Linked DNA regions of Homo sapiens: region 1 is linked to region 2. A link is an interaction called in ENCODE POLR2A ChIA-PET data of the cell type or tissue named here. Cell type or tissue: MCF 10A. All regions are shown on one strand. Links, peaks and the distances in the headings refer to the core of each region. The heading gives the core; the rest is flanking DNA. Region 1 has its middle 94 kb from the start of LINC00323. Region 2 overlaps DSCAM (DS cell adhesion molecule).

Region 1 (2,925 bases), core at 179-2,678, 280 kb after region 2:
TATTTGCAAACCACACCATATCCACCTTTTATTTAAGTTTTTGATTTGCTGATAAATGGCTTATTATCTTCAGAAAAAATATTAGCTAAGCCCAGATCTTTTACCTGTTTCCTGCCGAAAGTGGCCAGATCAAAGCTGATATCAAAATTTTATCCTAATAAACATTTCACATCAACTTTGAATAGAACAAAATAGTTAACCGCAGTTGTAATTTTTTAAAATGTTGAAATAATTGACTCAATGTGTGACTGGTGAGCTAAGCCAGTGCTAACCGGGGCAAACCAGCTGTGTCACTGTCCATGAGCCAATCTTCTGTCCATGGTCCCCACTGCACCCCTGGATGGGGCGAGGACGCTGATGGACTTGCAGAGAGGAGTCGGTGAGGCTGCATCAGCCCCAGACAGCAGGACAACCACTGGGAGCCCTCACCATGAGCAGAAATGTCACCTCCCCAGAGCCGAGGAAAAGCAGAAGGCATCCTACAAAAACCTTCACAAAGGTAAGTACTGACCAACAGAAAGTGTGGACTGTGGACTGTGTGGAATGTACCAGATAAAAGCAGAGACATTTGGATATGTTTCCTAAATGCAGTAAATGCTGAATGAGGTGAATGAGCATTGATGGAATCGGAGGCGATAAGAGCAGCAGGCACAGGACGAGTCCCATGGGGACGTGCTGGATAAACCAGACAGTGTTTTGACGATGCTACAGCCACGGCAGCACGAAGAAATCAGCAGTTAAGAAGAAAGTAAGATCATGAGGGGACTCAAAATTGGTATGAGCAATATGTTATTGTGTTTCTAAAGATGAAAACATTCACGGCGTAGATTATAAATATGCAGCTATTATCAATGATTCTGTACAAGATGTGTTATTATCTAGATTCTTAAACTAGTAGCTTAGATGCAACCATTATGAAATGATTGTACAGAAGGAATATAGGAGAATTGGGGCCTAATTAGGGTACAGGAAGCCTGATGGGAAGGCAAGGCTTACAAATGAATCTAGGGTAGGGGTTTGAATTCAGAGTGAGGGCTCATTTTTGACCCTGTTCTTGATCCTAAGAGGGTGTAATAAAGACCATATTTCTAAACTCATATATAATGCATATCTATCACTTTGTATAATTATAGTAGGTATATTTCATATATTTCTGAAAAATTGTATGCTAATACTTCTTTTTGGAAAGTCAAATTATGCTCTAAATGCACCAGAGGAGATAATGCATAGACAATTGCTTTGAAAAATTTTAAAGCACAAAAATATCAGTTATTAATGATAACATCTGCACCATAATCTGTGACCATAACTCTAACTTGGTGTTAAAAACTCAATATGTAAAATTACGATGACAGTAAAATAAATACTGATTATCTCTTTTTAAAAAATGAAGACCTCTCATGTAAAATAAATGCATTTCCTCACATTTTGTGTTTTTTATGTTTATGCTGTAGAAAATGAATTCAGCTGCTGCATCCCAGATGAGCTGGCCCAGAAACCAGTTTGTTCCAGCAGCCCAGACCTGACTTAGCTTATGAGCCTATGGGGAGCAGGAGCAAACACATAGATGCACACTAAAGAAAGTGAAAACAAAGATACAATTTGGTGGCTAACTGTACACAGAAGAAAAAGACTTCAGGCATCAGGAACCAACCAAAGAGCAGCCTGGGTGACTAAGAGATGTTACTGTCATCGCCAAAAAACTGGATAGTTTTGGAGTGAAGCCAGGCTGGGGTATACGGCCAGGAGGATAGTGAAACATCATGGATTCAGTTTCCTCGGATGAGCTTGGGTGTTCAAATCACTGACAATCAGCATCTCAGCCTGAGAGCTTACACTTCCGTCTTGTGAAGTTTTAACCGGTGTGAGTAGGTTTCCAAGAACCTGGTCATCCCCACAGGATCTGATGAAAATTAGTTCCTAGATCCACAAAAAAAGGAAGCAGGGCTGGAGGCCACAGCCGGCCTGATTCTCAACCATGTGCAATATAGGAAGACCAGCTTTAGCACAAGTCAGGGCCTCCAACCTGAGCCCAAACAGCTGTCCACAAGGAGCTGGGGCATGCGCCCCAAGCTGAGCCAACCCTCTTTAGACATCAGCAGCGGGCCAGGGTCGGCCAAAGCTCCTCATGATATGCTAACATACTCTATGACACCCTATTTTGCTGCTAGAAATGACTAGAGAGGAGAAAAGGAGCCAGAATGAATCATTATATTAATAGCTCTCCAATTCAAAATAAAACATTTTCTGAAAGTTTACTCTTTGAAGAAAATTAGCAAATCATTATTGAAAATTCAGAGTAAAGGTGATTGTCGTGTTAGACCCTGAAATGCACACAGCTACGGGAGACGCATCACAGTTTGTCGTTGAAGGACAATGGACACTCCTACGAATTCTAGTAGAAAATTGAGGTCTACATTAGCAAAAAAAAAAAAAAAAATTAAATCCATATTGAAACATTTAAAGATATGAGGAAAGAAATTGCATTTGAACTACTGTTTCAACAGATAGAGTATTCTCTGCCATTGACATTGTGCTCTCAAAAGAATCAGTGTTGTACCTGAAAGTGTTTCTAAGAGACAGAAAAATCACATGCTCACATGGCCACTCTCAACGTGGATGCTCCATCGTTGCTTCCCAAACCCCTCTATACATTCATGCCTAAAATTCCTCTAAGAACACAAACGTTTGAAAGCTTGGAGCCTGGGTGAGAAGCCAACAATGCAGCTGATGGCCGTGCCACCTCTTCCTGTAGATATGTCACACGTGTGTAGCTGTCACCGCGGCATTAGTCATATATTTTTCAGAGGAATGACACACACCAGAAGTACTAGATCACTTACATGTTAATTGCAATTACACAGCAAAACATAATGGGCTGCCAAAATATTCACAGGATAATTGCCCTGCGATGACAAGATAATT
Region 2 (2,925 bases), core at 202-2,701:
ATAAAATACAGAATGAGAAGACTAAATAGATAACTAACTGGAATCTCAGGAATATAAAAGAAAATCATTAAAAAGATACAATTTTTAGAACTATCAGAAAATATGTATTAAAAATCCCAAAAGTACAATATACTGAGATAAATAAAATCAGAATATATAAAAAGAAATTTGTGTCCAAACACACTTTGACAAAATTACAGAACATCAAAAACAAAGAGGAGATCTTAAATGAAGCCATAGAGCAAGGACAAACAGCCTACAAAAAGGAAACAATTTAAATGACTTCAGACTTTCCAACAGCACTAATGAAAGCTAGAAGATAATGATATTTTACCTCCAAAGTACAAAGGGAAAATATATAGTCAGTACAGAATTGTGTGCCCAGCCAAATACTCTTTTATGAAAAAGATAAAACAAGGATGGGTAAAGATAACAAAAACTGAGAGGGTATGCCACAAAGAAACCTGAAATAAAGAAAATTCTAAAGGATATGCTTCAAGAAAAAGGAACACGACCTTAAAAAGATGGTTTGGGATCCAAGTAAGAATGAACAAATGAAATTATAAAACAGTAAGCAAATCCAAAGAAATAACATCTGAATAAGCTAATAATAAAATAATACCTAGTATCTGGGTTAAAAAAAAATAAATATATAGAAGTAGAGAAAACAACAGGAGCATGTAAGTTTTGTTTGATTGTTTCTTTGTTTTTGAGACGGAGTCCTGCTCTGTCACCCAGCCACCGTGCCTGGCCCAGAAGCATGTAGGTTTTGAGGTGAGTGTTCAGAATCAAAATGCTCCAAAACCTGCTTTTGTTTTTTGTTTGCTTTTCATGGAAGAAGGTGCTTAGGTTATTGCTTAATTGCAGACTTTTGCTAATTTAAATGTACATGGTAAATTTCCAAGGTAACATCTAAATAAATGGAAATAGAATATATACATTCTAAGTAAGTACAGTAAAAGTAAAAAAGAAAAACTTATTAAACAAAGAAAGAAGGATGTATAAGGATGATAAAGTGTGACAAATAGAAGTCAAAAGTAAGGTGTGAAAAGAAGTTCAGTATATCAAAAATCATAAAGAATGTGGGCCGGGCATGGTGGCTCATGCCTGTAATCCCAGCACTTTGGGAGGCCAAGGAGGGTGGATCATCTGAGGTCGGGGGTTTGAGACCAACCTGACCAAAATGGAGAAAACCCATCTCTACTAAAAATGCAAAATTATCCAGGCATGATGGTGCATGCCTGTAATCCCAGCTACTCGGTAGGCTGAGGCAGGAGAATCACTTGAATTCGGGAGGCAGAGGTTGCGGTGAGCTGACATCGTGCCATTGCACTCCAGCCTGGGCAACAAGAGCGAAACTCCATCTCAAAAACAGAAAAAAAAAAAAAAAAAAAAAAAAAAAGAGTGTGAGTAGACTAAACTTGTGTTTGAATAATCCTGCCCATGGAAGGGCTCAGAAAAGATGGAATAGCTAACTATTGTTTTCTACTATATTAGACTTTTGACTTTTTAACCTTGATCATTTTGGTGTATTTTTAAAAATGGGAATGAAAGGTATTTTGGGCTGAAGTATGAAAGAAGGAGAGTAGAGAGAGGCAAGACGGGCTATTAGGATGTTATTACCATAGCCTGACTGACTGATGATAAACACACTTAAACTTTTTAAAAACTTCCTCAATCATTTCATGGAATGGATTCTGACGAAGAGAAATTTTGGTTCAGACGTCAGTATTAATTTTTAATATGTATTGCCAAATTTATCTGAAGGAAGTTTATACCCTTCAATGCTGTTACACATTTATAACATTTTCTTGTAAAAGTACTCATTGCATGCGTATCAAATTCAGGCACTATTCCAGTTTACAATAGGGAATAAGAGAGGCGAAGCTGCTGTCCTCATGGATCTGCCATTCCAGTGGGGAAAGGTGAGGAAGACAAATGGTATAAAAAGCAAATCAATAAATAATTTTATATGATAAAAAGTTAAGAGGAAAATAAAATAGGTGAGTTGATGGGAGGTGACTTCAGAATACATAGTAAGTGAAGGACCCTTAGCCAGGACTTGAGTGACCTGGAGGGACAGCCGGGCCTGGCAAAGGGATGGCAGTGTAAAGAGCCTGAAGTGGAATTACCTGGGTATCACCAAGGAATAGAAAAATGCCCATGTGGCCACTGCATAGTGAGCAGAGGGCTGGGTGGGGTAAGGAAGGTGTGCAGAGACCAGATGGTAAGGAGCTTGGGTTTTCTTTAAAAAAGACAACTAAGATTTATATATACAGCTATATCCATGGGAAGGAAAAAACAGACACCTGATGTACAGATCAAATTCAGAAGTGTGTCCTCATTCACACCATGTAGGAATCTCACCTTTACAAGCAGAGTTAGGAGCCTAGGGCTTTCTACATGCATCTTCTCAATTATAACAATCGCAGATGTAGATGTCATCGTCTCCATTTGAATGTCAAGGAAGCAGAGCCAGACAAGTCACACTGCTTGTAAATAGCAGAATCTGGCCTTAAATGCAAGTTGTGCTGAAGCACGTGTTCTTTCCAAACAAAGTTCCAGAGCCCATGTTCTTTCTATCAGAAGCTAAGGGACCACCCACCTGCATACTGGCATGATGAGGCTCTAGAAACTGACATGCAACCTCTTGGCCACCTAAACTTTGTAAAGGTGACTTGGGTTTCAGTATTTTACTTACCATTTATAATTTTGTGCCTCACCTATTTCCAAATATAAACGTGTGTGTGTGTGTGTGTGTGTGTGTATATATATATATATATATATATATCTCCTGTTATCCTATTTATGAACTAAAAATATTATAAGAAACTTGAAAAGTCAAGTGTGTGGAGTGTTACCGGCTGAAATGTGTCCCCACAAAATTCATGTGTTGAATTTCTAATCCCCAGTTGCTCAGAATGT

What was found. ChIA-PET counts read pairs that join two places held together with the same protein. Peaks named below come from ENCODE experiments on the same cell type or tissue, not always from the same donor. Only the 100,000 strongest peaks of a DNase experiment are listed, where the experiment ranks them.
Region 1: POLR2A ChIA-PET joins it to region 2 with 6 read pairs; 2 of 35 experiments call an interaction of 5 or more read pairs at or near these places.

Annotation. Positions count from the first base shown.
Region 1 is chr21:41,052,686-41,055,610 of GRCh38, forward strand. No RefSeq gene overlaps it. Among named protein-coding and RNA genes, the nearest start is that of LINC00323, 94 kb to the right of the region's middle. RefSeq lists an enhancer at 1-968. In MCF 10A, for the core only: no CTCF peak of the experiment used is centred there; a DNase peak (open chromatin) is centred at 1,706.
Region 2 is chr21:40,777,658-40,780,582 of GRCh38, forward strand. All of the region lies in intron 1 of DSCAM (DS cell adhesion molecule), which reads right to left. Among named protein-coding and RNA genes, the nearest start is that of DSCAM, 68 kb to the right of the region's middle. In MCF 10A, for the core only: no CTCF peak of the experiment used is centred there; no DNase peak of the experiment used is centred there.